Linked DNA regions of Homo sapiens: regions 1 and 2 are each linked to region 3. Evidence: chromatin contacts called from ENCODE Hi-C data. All regions are on one chromosome and are shown on one strand. Each heading gives the region's core, a stretch centred on a gene start or an enhancer-like site at or near the end of the contact. The rest is flanking DNA. Distances are from core to core; before and after follow the strand shown.

The links. Hi-C counts contacts between places; a loop is a spot of excess contacts on that map. Pooled maps may share reads with other maps.
Region 1: a loop to region 3 is called in a pooled map, with 15 times the contacts of the local background. The contact joins the promoter of TIMM17A here to the promoter of PPP1R15B in region 3. A Hi-C loop is called at or near these places in 7 of 50 pooled maps.
Region 2: a map of GM12878 shows a loop between it and region 3 (9-fold over the local background). The contact joins the promoter of PPP1R12B here to the promoter of PPP1R15B in region 3. A Hi-C loop is called at or near these places in 2 of 168 maps with a recorded cell type or tissue (GM12878 and naive thymus-derived CD4-positive, alpha-beta T cell), 1 of 37 single-sample maps with no recorded cell type and 10 of 50 pooled maps.

What each region holds. Positions count from the first base shown.
Region 1 is chr1:201,952,693-201,957,660 of GRCh38, reverse strand. TIMM17A (translocase of inner mitochondrial membrane 17A) reads right to left here and starts at 2,158. Exons shown (of 6, transcript NM_006335.3): 1 at 2,109-2,158; 2 at 281-380; 3 at 87-150. The coding sequence starts at 2,134. RefSeq lists an enhancer at 1,880-2,169.
Region 2 is chr1:202,346,644-202,350,942 of GRCh38, reverse strand. PPP1R12B (protein phosphatase 1 regulatory subunit 12B) reads right to left here and starts at 2,244. Exons shown (of 24, transcript NM_002481.4): 1 at 1,801-2,244. The coding sequence starts at 2,091. RefSeq lists enhancers at 1,976-2,285, 1,957-2,497.
Region 3 is chr1:204,409,211-204,413,944 of GRCh38, reverse strand. It overlaps PPP1R15B (protein phosphatase 1 regulatory subunit 15B), which reads left to right and starts at 2,128. Exons shown (of 2, transcript NM_032833.5): 1 at 2,128-4,453. The coding sequence starts at 2,534. RefSeq lists enhancers at 1,841-1,890, 1,901-2,600, 2,861-3,010, 2,317-3,151 and a silencer at 1,936-2,382.

The DNA.
Region 1 (4,968 bases), core at 909-3,408, 2.5 Mb after region 3:
TAATTGTTGTAATCTAAAAATAAAAATAGCTCCATCTTCAAAGGAACAGAAAAAAATAGTTCAGTTAAAATGAAAATTCTGCTTACCTCCTAACTGTGGAGCCCTGGTTTTAATAGCTGTCAAACTCCCTCGTAGTCTGTGGTTTACTCCCTATAACAAAAAAAAGGAAGCAACAAAAAATATATTAGAAGTACATTTCTAAGCCACTGATGGGACCACCAGTAATATCATCAAACCCAAGTTGCAAGTGATGATAAAATAAGACCATTCACCCACTTACCACTGGAGAATTGCGAAAACCTTTGATTGCTTGAAAGATACCACCACCAATGGTACCCATCGTAAAGGCCCCACCACAGTCATCCACAATTCGCCATGGGCTAAGAACAGGGGGAAAAAAAAGACCATATTTCTCATTCACAAACCATAAAATCTTCTTTGCCAATACAGTAAGGATTATAATGGAACAGATTATACTGCAGGGCCCACTGCAACCAATAAATATTTGGCCTATAAAATGACTTGAGGAAATGCTGTAATCAAACAGGGCAGTCAAAAAATCAAAGCAGTTTTGACTACAAAGATAACCAGGTAACTGATTATATTGTTTCAGGGCATACGTACTAAGAGAAAGCAAAGGGGCTACCTAATGATTTAGTAAATGAAAACCCATTATTTTTCTAAGTTGTTTTTTTTTTTTTTTTTGAGATGGAGTCTCACTCTGTCACCCAGGCTGGAGTGCAATGGCGCAATCTTGGCTCACTGCAACCTCCGTCTCCTGGGTTCAAGTGATTCTCCTGCCTCAGCCTCCCAAGTAGCTGGGACTACAGGCGCGTGCCACCACGCCCGGCTAATATTTGTATTTTTAGTAGAGACGGGGTTTCACCATACTGGCCAGGCTGGTCTTGAACTCCTGACCTCGTGATCCGCCTCGGCCTTCCAAAGTGCTGGGATTACAGGCGTGAGCCACCACACCCGGCCTTATTTTTCTAAGATCTTTAACTCAACATAGTTAAATATTTTAACTCTCTGCTAACCTGTGTCATTATAGTACATCAAACAGCTATTTACAGTGTGCTGAGTCCTACATATCTGAGCACAATCCAGAATGGAGGATAACTGCTTTGAAGAAGATAAGTTTGAAGAGCCAGGAGACCCTAAAACTTATATTTTGTATGCCATTTATGGGAGAGGGGAACATAAAACATGCAACAAGGCTAGGATACCAGAGTAGTAATTTAAGGTCCTGGGCACTTTCACAAATTGAGGACATCTTGGTTGTTGCTCTTACACAATAAAACAAATGATTAACCGAAATATCAAGATTTGATTTTTTACCTATGACCCTAGAAACTTTAAACTCTGGCAACCTGAGACTTCTGACAGCAATTACATCGTTTTATAATTATCTATGTGTCTGGTTTATTCATACTCAATAAACGCTGGATGTAACAATGAATTTCTGTCCATGGCTTTTCAGAGAACACATGCTATTACCTCTTCCTATTTCCCAGGTAATTTTTGTCCCCCTCTACCCTCAAGAAAGAATTCCAAGAAGGAAAACAAGGCCCCACGCAATAAAGAAGCTTATCCAGACCCCTTGGCTAAAATCTATGTTCCATTCATTTAAAATGCTTCACTCTGTGGACACATATCATGATACAAGTAAAACCTCAAGAATGACACTCCCTCAAATGCCTATTCTTCAGTTCCTCAACGCAGGAACTGAGCAAGGCGAGACGGAGGGACGCGCCCAAGGTCACCTCGACGAACAGGGGGGATTATAACTGGCCCCGCATAAAGTCGATTACGCCCTGCGTTGGGAGGAGGTTCCGAGGTTCTATCAAACTCAAGTCTGGACCTCCTTACCATCCATCACAAGGTCACACGGGTGCTGGGTTGGGAGAGGGAGGCTCACGCGGCCGGGGAGGTACTAAGTACAGGGCTAAGAAGCCGACTGGCCGCGAAAGACCGCATTGCCCAGTTACCAGGCCCAAGTCGACGAGGCTGCGGTTGAGTCTGGCTTGCACCTTGGGAGCCTGGACAAGGGAGAAGGAGGGCAGTGGGCAGGGGGGCAAGAGAAATGCAAAGACAGCGGTGAAGCTCACCAAGGCTCTCGCGCGTACTCCTCCATCTTGACTCCAATGCCGCGAGTGATGCCGGGCAAGCTGGGCGGAGCCTGACCCCAGAGGCGGAAGTGATCCCGAGAGGAGGGCGTTAAGGTCTATGAGCATTGGTTCACCATTTCCCGCTGCAGCCAATGGGAGCCAGGACTCCTGTGGCCAGCGTGTGGTCGGGGCATTGGCCGCGGCGTGGCGAGACTGGCCCTGCCCACGTCCTCAAAGGCCGCGAGTCCCGGCTGTGTGGGCGGGGGGCTACCAATGACGGAGTCACACTACCCGGTCACCAGAGGTTCCGTGGACTGAAATCAACGCGATACTGCCTAAATACGCTTCTTTCTTTCCCTTCCCTTCCGCCTTCCCTTCCCCCTTCCCTTCCCCCTTTCCTTTTCTTCTCTCCTTCCATCCTTTTTCTTTCTTTCTTTTTCTTTTCTTCTTCTTTTTTTTTTTGAGACAGAGTCTGGCTCTGTCGCCCAGGCTGGAGTGCAGCGGCGAGATCTCGGCTCACTGCAACCTCCGCCTCCCGAGTTCAAGCGATTCTCCTGCCTTAGCCTCCTGAGTAGCTGGGACTACAGGCGGGCGCCACCAGGTCCGGCTAATTTTTATGTTTTTTTAGTAGAGACGGGGTTTCGCCATGTTGATCAGGCTGGACTCGAACTCCTGACCTCGTGATCCGCCCACCTCGGCCTCCCAGAGTGCTAGAATTACAGGCGTGAGCCGCCGCACCCGGCCTCTTTCTTTCTCTTCTTTTCTTTTCTTTCCTTTCTCTCTCTTCTTTTTCTTTCTTTCTTTTTTGGTACTTTTGCTGTCAAATGTGGATTAATGCTATCTTATTCGTCACTTACTGTGAAGCTGTTACCAAATACACGTAGCTCCTTTAGGGCAAACAGTGTCTCAGTGATTTATAATAACCACAGTGCCTGGAATGTAGTAGATGCTCAATAAATGTTTGTGAACTGGAACTGTTTGGGCCATCTGGAGAGCCATGACCAATTTGGAGCCCTCGATTTCAGGGACATTGACACCAGAGCCTCTCACAGGCCTCTCCACTAATGATCACCAGAAGGTGTGAAGATGTTTGGCTCGGAGAAGAGGGGACTTATGGGGACCAGGCCGGGCGTGGTGACACGTGCCTGTAGCCCTGACTGTTCGGGAGACTGAGGCGGGAAGATAGCTTGAGCCCAGGAGATCTACCCCGCAGGGAGCTGTGATCATGCCACTGCACTCTAGTGACAGAGTGAGACACTGTCAAAAAAAAAAAAAAAAAAAGGTTGGGACCCATGGAGCTTTTAGTTTACTGTCAACAAAATCCCAATCATGTGATGGCTGTTAAAGTGCTCCTCTCCATTCTGTACGTTTGTAATTAACTTTAAAAATATGTATATATTTATTTTACGGAAAAGTCAATGTCATAAATAATGGAAGAGGCCGGGCGCAGTGGCACACGCCTGTAATCCCAGCACTTTGGGAGGCCGAGGCGGGCGGATCACGAGGTCAGGAGTTCGAGACCAGCCTGACCAACATGGTGAAACCCCGTCTCTACTAAAAATACAAAATTTAGCCTGGCGTGTTGCCTGTAATCCCAGCTAGTCAGGAGGCTGAGGCAGGAGAATGGCTTGAACGTGGGAGGTGGAAGTTGCAGTGAGCTAAGATTGTGCCTGGGTGACAGAGCGAGACTCCACCTCAAATAAATAAATAAATAAAGGAAGACTGCAAAGAGGAGTGAGGGTCTCTCCAAAAGCTTGGAAATAAAGTAAGCAGATGAATCGAACCCTCCATGGAACTAAAGATTATCAATAAATGTGTCTTGCACGTGAGAATGGTTCATACTAGTTATCTGATTTGGGTGTGTAAGGTGGAGAAGACGTGTTCAGAATGTGACTGTAATTAAGAATAGTTAACTCTATTTAATTGTACAGGCCAAAGAGAGAATGTGGGAGAGGGGACATGGAGGAATTCAGAGGGCAGGAATCTGACATTTAGTCAGCACCGAAGACCTGGTGGGTATAAATATTTTAGTAACTAGAGATTTGCACTCTCACCAGGACCCAGATAAAATATCCCTTAGCTCTAGCTCTAGCTACCTCCCTTTGTTCTTATTCCATATTTATTATGCAATCTTCTTCTTCTTATTTGGCTTCTGAATAGATTTCGATATAGAAGAGAATACCCTGGCCTGTGTTTATAACTATTCTTCTCCACTTGGTAGTTAATACTGGCTTATGTATCTGCCTCTTGTGAGATCAGTTATTTTGACTAAATCACCAGGAATAGTCAGGGTTCTCCAGAGAAACAGAACCAAGAGGATATATATATACACACACATATATATATCTTATTGTGTGCAAATATATATATATCCTTCTGTTTCTGTTTCTCTCTCTCTCTCTCTCTCTCTATATATATATATATATATATACATAAAATTAATATTTATTTATTTATTTTTGAGATGGAGTCTCACTCTGTTGCCCAGGCTGGAGTGCAGTGACGTGATCTCGGCTCACTGCAACCTCTGCCTCCCAGGTTCAAGTGATTCTTCTGCCTCAGCCTCCCGAGTAGCTGGGACTACAGGTGTGCGCCACCACACCTGGCTAATTTTTGTATTTTTAGTAGAGATGGGGGTTTCACCATATTGGCCAGGCTGGTCTCAAACTCCTGACCTCGTGATCTGCCCACCTGGGCCTCCCAAAGTGCTGGGATTACAGGCATGAGCCACCACACCCAGCCTATTTATTTATTTATTATGAGTAGTTGGCTCACATGATTATGGAGGTTGAGAAGTCCAATAATCTGTGTCTGCAAGCTGGAGATGGAGGAAAGTCAGTGATGCAGTTTGGTCCAAGTC
Region 2 (4,299 bases), core at 995-3,494, 2.1 Mb after region 3:
CTCTTATTTCAATAGATTACTAGGCCAGGCACAGCGGCTCATGCCTATAATCCCAGCAGTTTGGGAGGCCAAGGAGGGTGGATCTCCTGAGGTCAGGAGTTTGAGACCAGCCTGGTCATCATGGTGAAAGCCCATCTCTACTAAAAATACAAATATTATCTAGGCGTGGTGGCAGGCGCCTGTAATCCCAGCTACTCGGGAGGCTGAGGCAGGAGAATCGCTTGAAACCAAGAGGCAGAGGTTGCAGTGAGCCAAGATCTCGCCATTGCACTCCAGCCTGGGCAACAGAGCGAGACTCTGAATCAAAAAAAAAAAAAGAAAAAGAAAAAGAAAAACAAGAATTCACCTTCCCAAAGAGTTCAGAAATTTAAAGTTTAGAATTTAATGTGGTTCTCTTAGCTTTTATCTCATTTTACATTCAGCTCCTTATTAAGTGAGATAGAGATCTCTGTGACATAAGTCTGAAAAATCCATGCCTATGGGCCACTTCTTTACTTTCTAACTTTGCACAAATAATTTTCCTGAGCTTCAGTTTCCTCATCTGTAAAATGAGAATAACAACACTACCTGCCACACCTACTTCAAAGGATCACTGCTGAAACTCACATGGGGTAAGACATATGAAATCAAACAGCAAAGCACTCTACAAATATTGGTTACTACCTCAGGTGGGGAAATATTATCAGCAGGAAAAAAAAATGGGTACAAAATAGGGTGAAAGAGTTTCTTCTACCTGAAATAGAAGGGTTGCAAACATAGTGAGAAGTAACTTTTTAAGCTATTGGCTAAATATATTTAGGGAAGTGGTCTGATATAAAGTTGAGTTATTATTTAGAAGTAGATTCTCATGCCAATACATTCACTTTGCACAGACGGCAGAAGAAGAAAAATACAAAAGATTAAGAGTGGGTGTCCGGCTCTCAGCTCACCAAAATAACTGATGAAGTTCCATTTGAGGAGAGAGGGGTAGTTAGTCATGGCAGTCAGTAGACAGAGAATATTGCTGCATTAGGTGACAGAAGTAAAGGTGTCGTTACCAAGCACAGATTATCCACAATCCATATAGTATAGCTATACATGGGGCATGGGATTTCTATAGAGCACTTTAGAAAAAAAAATAGAAAAATAGAAAAGCTATTCCATAAGTATCAAACAGAGGTAATTCAGTAACTTAGTTCTCCATAGGAAGCTCTCAGGGAGGTAGCACTGCTGAGAAGGAAGTTAAGATACCTAAAACAACGAGGTCCAGCGTGTTCTAGGAGCTGTAGCCTAGAGGCAACACAAACTGTTTTGAAGTACTACAAATCAACAAAACAAGAGGTGTGGTTTCAGACCTGCTTGTCTTTACCCAGTAAAGGGCTTTACTCTTTAAGTGATATAAGATATTCTATAACGGGGACACACAACAACTGAATTTTCTGAAAGGGCATCAAACAAATGACACTGTGCCTATGAGTGACGCGGTGTGCAGGCACGCCAACCAGACATAAGTGAAGATAACTAATCTACAGGGATAAGACCAGGGACAAAAATCACCAGTAACCATGACAACACAAGTAGGTGGAGGGAAATACAAACACTGACCAAGCAGCGGGGTGACGCTATTCCTAAGACCCTGGGGTCAGAAAAAGACTTGATTAGTGGAGGAAGCTGGCCAAGAATGAAACCGATTAGCCCAAAAGGGCAGTGTCCATGCAGAAGGAGTCGGCGGCAACACTGATACTCCCCATGGGGTGGCTCGCAGGGTCAAAGGCTCATCTGTAGGAGACTGGACGCCTCTAAGACCAAGAAAGGAGTTACCTGGTGCAGGGCTGTCAAGCCGTCCACGTTGACCGTGTTGATATCAGCACCTCTTGCCAGAAGCTTTCTCACCTCGTCGGTGTCCCCGCTAGAGCAGGCGGCCAGAAAGACAGCACCGTCCTCGAAGCGGACCCTGGGGCTCCCGCGCCTGGTCAGCGGCTGCCGCCCCGCGCCTCGTCGCTCCGCAGGCTCCTGCTCTGTCAGCGAGCCCCGCCAGCGCCGAAGCTGCTCTGCCCGCCGCATTCGCGCCGACTCTGCCCGCTTCCCTCCTAGGTGCTCCAGTTCCGCCATTGCTCCGGCCTCGGCAGCTGCTGCCAAAACTACCAACACTAAATTACTGTTGGGGCTCGAGTTGCCGCTGCCGCCTCTCTCAGAGCGCTTCAGCCCGGAGCAGAGGGCGGAGACCCTCGCGCCGCCATCTTTACTCCTCCCGCCAGTAGTACCGCCCGCACGCTCCCTCGGCTTCAATACGCAGGCGCTGCCCGGCCTCGGGTCATCACGGGACTCGTAGTAAGAGGCCTGCCCTAAGTGCACTTGGTGGCCGTAAGGGAACTACAAATCCCTGGATGCATCAGAAAAAAGGCGAGGACCGGCGGCTCTCTCTTTCGCCACGGGACCCAGTGGGGTCACCTTTGCCCTAAAGCTGGAACTGTCTCCTGGACTGGCGTCAGCCTCTTCCTCTGGGCATTTTGGGAGTTGTAGTTTATTCTTGTTATGACTAGTAACTAATCTTATCTCCCTAATTATCACATCAATTCTTTGGAGTGGAAAAAAGGCGGTAATTATTCCTGTTTTCTGGAGGAGAGAACTAAACATTAAGTACCTAAACGACTGGATTCTATATCCTAGTTCTAAGTCTAGGGTTTTATTAACATGTGTATTAATCACGGTAAATGTGAATGAGCGTGGGGAAGAGGAGCATACATACAGATACAGTATTACATGTTTTACATAAATACTGTCAACTTACTCCAGGCCCAGAAAAGATCTTGAAAATGATGCATTCAGATGTAGTGAAAAGAGTTTAAGCTGTGAATTTAAATTGAATTCACAGCCGCAGACAAATTACTTGACTTCTCTTAGCCAGTTTTCTTATGTGTAAAATGGGAATAACATCTCACAGGGTAGTCATGTGGATCAAATGAAATAATACATGCAAGGATGCCTAATACTATCTTTGGCACATATTGGATCCCAATAAATAATTTCTCTTCCTTCTCCCTCCTCCTCCTCCTCTACTCTTTTCATATACCTTAAATTTTTACAAGACAGAATAGATGTCTTCCATGATTTTTATTTCTTTTCTTTTGAGACAGAGTCTCACTCTGTCACCCAGGCTGAGTGCAATGGCGCAATCACGGCTCACTGCAGACTCAACCTCCTGGGCTCAAGCGATCCTCCCACCTCAGTCTCCCCAGTAGCTAGGACTACAGGTGCCCACCACCACACCCACTATTTTTTTATTTTTTTGTAGAGACAAGGTCTCACCATGTTGCCCAGGCTGGTCTGGAACTCTTAGACACAAGCGATCCTCCTGCCTCAGCCTCCCAAAGTGTTGGTATTACAGCCCTGAGCCACTGTACCTGTCCCATGATTTTTTTTTTCAAAGCTAGAGAAAGATACTATCAAGCATACTAAATCATACTAAATTCCTAAGGTAGCAAATAGAACATTTTTATATTCACCAAGACTGGGTTATAAAACATGTATCTGTCCGATTGTTTTGTTTTGTTTTGTTTTGTTTGAGACAGGGTCTCGCTCTGTCACCCAGGCTGGAGGGCAGTGGCATGGTCGTGGATCACTGTAGCCTCAACCTCCCAGGCTGAAGCGATCCTCCCACCTCAGCCCCCCAAGTAGCTGGGACTACAGGCCTGTGTCACTATGCCTGGCTAACTTTTGTATTTTTTGTAGAGACAGGGTTTTGCCATGTTGCTCAGGCTAGTCTTGAGCTCCTGGGCTCAAGTGTTCCACCCACCTCAGTCTCCCAAAGTGTTGGTATTACAGGCATGAGCCACCGCATCCGGCCAGTCCGATTGATTTAATAAGTATAACCTCCAGTGCTCTAGCCCTGAACAAAATACAATTAAATGTGTTACCCATAATGAAAGAGTACATATGCAAATGTTAGATTCTTTAAACGTTTCTGTATGTTTAAAATTTTTCATTTAAAAAATGTTGCAAAATGATTGGGGTATTGTAAAGGGAAACTTTATTATATTCTGTCATGTGAAAATTTGCCTGTTCCTCAATTTCCCCTGAAATGAAGTGGAAATCATACATTAAGGAAACAATTAATTATTGAATTGAAAGCCTCAAATGAAAAGTGACATATAAATGTAAAAAATATTATGTTTAATAATACTGTGTCTAAACACCATATGCTTTAGTAGGATATTCTTAAATACATTATAAATACTAATTAAACCTCATGTCAAATCTGTGTACTATCAATAACAATGTACATAAGGAAAATCAAGGTATAATAATGTATACATTATG
Region 3 (4,734 bases), core at 879-3,378:
GTTGTGCCGAACGTGGTGGCTCACGCCTGTAATCCCAGCACTTTGGGAGGCTGAGGCGGGCAGATCACAAGGTCAGGAAATTGAGACCATCCTGGCTAACATGGTGAAACTCCGTCTCTACTAAAAATACAAAAATTAGCCGGGCGTGGTGGCATGTGCCTGTAGTCCTAGCTACTAGGGAGGCTGAGGCAGGATAATAGTTTGAACCCAGGAAGGCGGAGGTTGCAGTGAGCAGAGATCACACCACTGCACTATATCCTGGGCAACAGAGCGAGACTCGTCTCAAAAAAGAAAAAAAGAAGTGGTTGTTCCTTGAACAGGCCCAGTAAGGCAGGAGGAGCTGCTGGTCTCCTCCCAGCTCCCTAAAGATTTTTCTGCTGTCCCTAGTGCTCATAACTGCCACCCTCCCTCTGTAATTGGTACTTGACTTCAGGGGTATCTATTACAGAGTTTTAGCAGAAATAAAGAAATGAACTAAGACCAAACTCACAAGAGATAATCAAATACAGCAATTAAAATTACCAGCCATTTTTTTTTTCAAAGGATAGTGGTCCATGTTTCCTTTTTGGCTGTTGTATTCTGTGGTTCTGGTTGCTAAGGAAGTATTAATAAATATGAATTGAATATGTTGCCTGCTTGGAAGCATAAAAGAGAGTAAATAGTTCTGGGGACTGAGCTGCTTCTCTGTGAGTTTAGTTTGCCCCACACCAGACATGTATGTACGCAGCACTGCCCAACTTTTACATAAGATCTCAGGTTGATGGTCTACATAGTACTGAACAATAGGAGAACCCTGAAATATCTGTCAGGCTGGGCGCAGTGGCTCACGCCTGTAACCCCAGCACTTTAGGAGGCCGAGGCGGGCAGATCACTTGAGCTGAGTTTGAAACCAACCTGGGCAACACGACGAAACCCTGTCTCTATAAAAATATGCAAAAATTGGCCGAGCACGGTGGCTCACGCCTGTAATCCCAGCACTTTGGGAGGCTGAGGCGGGCGGATCACAAGGTCAGGAGATCGAGACCATCCTAGCCAACATGGTGAAACCCTGTCTCTACTAAAAATACAAAAAATTAACTGGGCGTGGTGGCACACGCCTGTAGTACCAGCTACTAGGGAGGCTGGGGCAGGAGAATCGCTTGAACCCGGGAGGCGGAGGTTGCAGTGAGCCGAGATTGCGCCACTGCACTCCAGCCTGGCGACAGAGTGGGAATCCGTCTCAAAAAAAAAAAAAATTTAGCTGGGCGTGGTGGTGCGAGCCTGTAGTCCCAGCTCCTCGGGAGGCTGAGGTGGGAGGCTCACTGGAGCCCAGGAGGTTGAGGCTGCAGTGAGCCGAGATCGCACTACTGCACTCCAGCCTGGGCGACAGAGCTAGACCCTGTCTCAAATAAATAAATAATAAAAATCTAAGACTACGATAACCCTACAGTTGGCCCGCGGGGCATTCAACCTTCCATGGATTGAAAATATTCGGGAAAAATAAAGATAATAAAACATAATACAAATAAATACAGTATAACAACTAGTTCCATAGCACTTGCATTGTATTAGGTATTATACTTAATCTAGGGGATGGTTTAAATATCTGGGAAGGTGTATGCAGGTTATATGCAAACACTATACCATTTTACATAAGGGACTTGACCGTCTGCGGATTCTGGTGTCTACGGGGTCCTGGAACTAATCCCCATTTCATGAGAGGGGATGACTGTACACACGTCAGTGTGTATTAGGCCATCAAAACGCCTCCGGGAAATTCTCGGGTTATTTTGAAAACCCCTCCCCTCCCCAAGACCTTTAACCTAGAGGGCTGTTGGGGCGGTCTCCTAGGAGACCACACAGAAACGACTGCGCATGCGTGCATTCCCCCCCCCCCCCCCCCCCCCCCCCCCGCCCCGGCTGATGCAACCTCACGCTGCCGTGCGGCTCTACCTCGAGTAAGGAAGCCGACAGGGAAATCTGGCAAAACCAATCGGCGGCCACACGGAAGTGGGCGGAAAGGCCCGCCCCCCGGGGATTTTGCGAGTGACGTTGGGCGGCGCGGCGCTAGGGACGTAGACGCCCAACAGTCCTGCGTCTCTTCCGGCGTCTAGGGGGGTGTCCTGCCGGCGCGCGGGCCCTGCGGCCATTTTGGGCTTCGCTTCCACCGCACCAGCCGGCCTACCCAGTCCTTCCGGTATCGCGTTGCTCAGGGGCTTTTCAACCCTCTGTCAGTCGGAAAACCATCGCCGAGGCCGTGGGGGGACTCCTATCCATGGTGTTGAAGCGTCGAGCCGACTAGGGAACCTCCTTCCCCGCCAGGATGGAAGTCGCATCAGTCGCCGCCTATTGCGCGGGCTGTTCTTCCCTGTGTTCTGCCGCCCGCTGCCGCATTCGCTGCCCTCTGTGGCTTTTCTGCTGGCTCGAAGATCGGCCTGGAGCAGCGACGCCACCGCTGGGCAAGGCCGAGACTCTGTAGGCTTCCTCCGAATCCCGTCGACCTCCAGCCGCTGAGCGCCGCGGCCCTACCTGAGAGACTGTCAAGAAAAAGGAGATGGAGCCGGGGACAGGCGGATCGCGGAAACGGCTTGGCCCTCGGGCGGGCTTCCGGTTCTGGCCACCCTTTTTCCCTCGGCGATCGCAAGCAGGCTCTTCTAAGTTCCCGACGCCTCTTGGCCCGGAAAACTCCGGGAACCCCACACTGCTTTCCTCTGCCCAGCCCGAGACTCGGGTCAGTTACTGGACGAAACTGCTCTCCCAGCTCCTTGCGCCGCTCCCCGGATTGCTTCAGAAGGTGCTAATTTGGAGCCAACTTTTCGGTGGAATGTTTCCGACCAGATGGCTAGATTTTGCTGGAGTCTACAGCGCCCTGAGAGCCCTGAAGGGACGGGAGAAACCAGCCGCCCCCACAGCGCAGAAATCTTTGAGTTCGCTGCAGCTCGACTCCTCAGACCCCTCGGTCACCAGTCCCCTTGATTGGCTAGAGGAGGGGATCCACTGGCAATACTCGCCCCCAGACCTAAAATTGGAGCTTAAGGCCAAGGGAAGTGCTTTGGACCCTGCAGCACAGGCTTTTCTCTTAGAGCAGCAGCTGTGGGGAGTGGAGCTGTTGCCCAGTAGCCTTCAATCCCGTCTGTACTCTAACCGGGAACTTGGCTCTTCGCCCTCTGGGCCTCTAAACATTCAACGCATAGACAATTTCAGTGTGGTATCCTATTTGCTGAACCCTTCCTACCTGGACTGCTTTCCTAGGCTAGAAGTCAGCTATCAGAACAGTGATGGAAATAGCGAGGTAGTCGGCTTCCAGACACTAACCCCAGAGAGCAGCTGCCTGAGAGAGGACCATTGTCATCCCCAGCCGCTGAGTGCAGAACTCATTCCGGCCTCGTGGCAGGGATGTCCACCTCTTTCTACGGAAGGCCTACCAGAAATTCACCATCTTCGCATGAAACGGCTGGAATTCCTTCAACAGGCTAGCAAGGGGCAAGATTTACCCACCCCTGACCAGGATAATGGCTACCACAGCCTGGAGGAGGAACACAGCCTTCTCCGGATGGATCCAAAACACTGCAGAGATAACCCAACACAGTTTGTTCCTGCTGCTGGAGACATTCCTGGAAACACCCAGGAATCCACTGAAGAAAAAATAGAATTATTAACTACAGAGGTTCCACTTGCTTTGGAAGAAGAGAGCCCTTCTGAGGGCTGTCCATCTAGTGAGATACCTATGGAAAAGGAGCCTGGAGAGGGCCGAATAAGTGTAGTTGATTACTCATACCTAGAAGGTGACCTTCCCATTTCTGCCAGACCAGCTTGTAGTAACAAACTGATAGATTATATTTTGGGAGGTGCATCCAGTGACCTGGAAACAAGTTCTGATCCAGAAGGTGAGGATTGGGATGAGGAAGCTGAGGATGATGGTTTTGATAGTGATAGCTCACTGTCAGACTCAGACCTTGAACAAGACCCTGAAGGGCTTCACCTTTGGAACTCTTTCTGCAGTGTAGATCCTTATAATCCCCAGAACTTTACAGCAACAATTCAGACTGCTGCCAGAATTGTTCCTGAAGAGCCTTCTGATTCAGAGAAGGATTTGTCTGGCAAGTCTGATCTAGAGAATTCCTCCCAGTCTGGAAGCCTTCCTGAGACCCCTGAGCATAGTTCTGGGGAGGAAGATGACTGGGAATCTAGTGCAGATGAAGCAGAGAGTCTCAAACTGTGGAACTCATTCTGTAATTCTGATGACCCCTACAACCCTTTAAATTTTAAGGCTCCTTTTCAAACATCAGGGGAAAATGAGAAAGGCTGTCGTGACTCAAAGACCCCATCTGAGTCCATTGTGGCCATTTCTGAGTGTCACACCTTACTTTCTTGTAAGGTGCAGCTGTTGGGGAGCCAAGAAAGTGAATGTCCAGACTCGGTACAGCGTGACGTTCTTTCTGGAGGAAGACACACACATGTCAAAAGAAAAAAGGTTTGTTTCTTGTCTTTTAACATGCCTGATATGTTCTGACTGTTTTTATATGCTTAAATATAGCAGCATGACTTTGGAGGCTTAGGAGTGCATGTATTTTTGAGGAAGGCCTCTAAATTCATATACTTGGATTGAGAAATATGTAAATGACCCTTCTCCTCCTGTCCCTCACCCCCCACCCCAATGCACATTGTTGCTGTCCAAAACGAACATACCAGTGTGTAGATGTTAGCAGGAAAGTGCCATTTTTATTTGGGTTGGTAGTTCTGGACTGTTTCCTT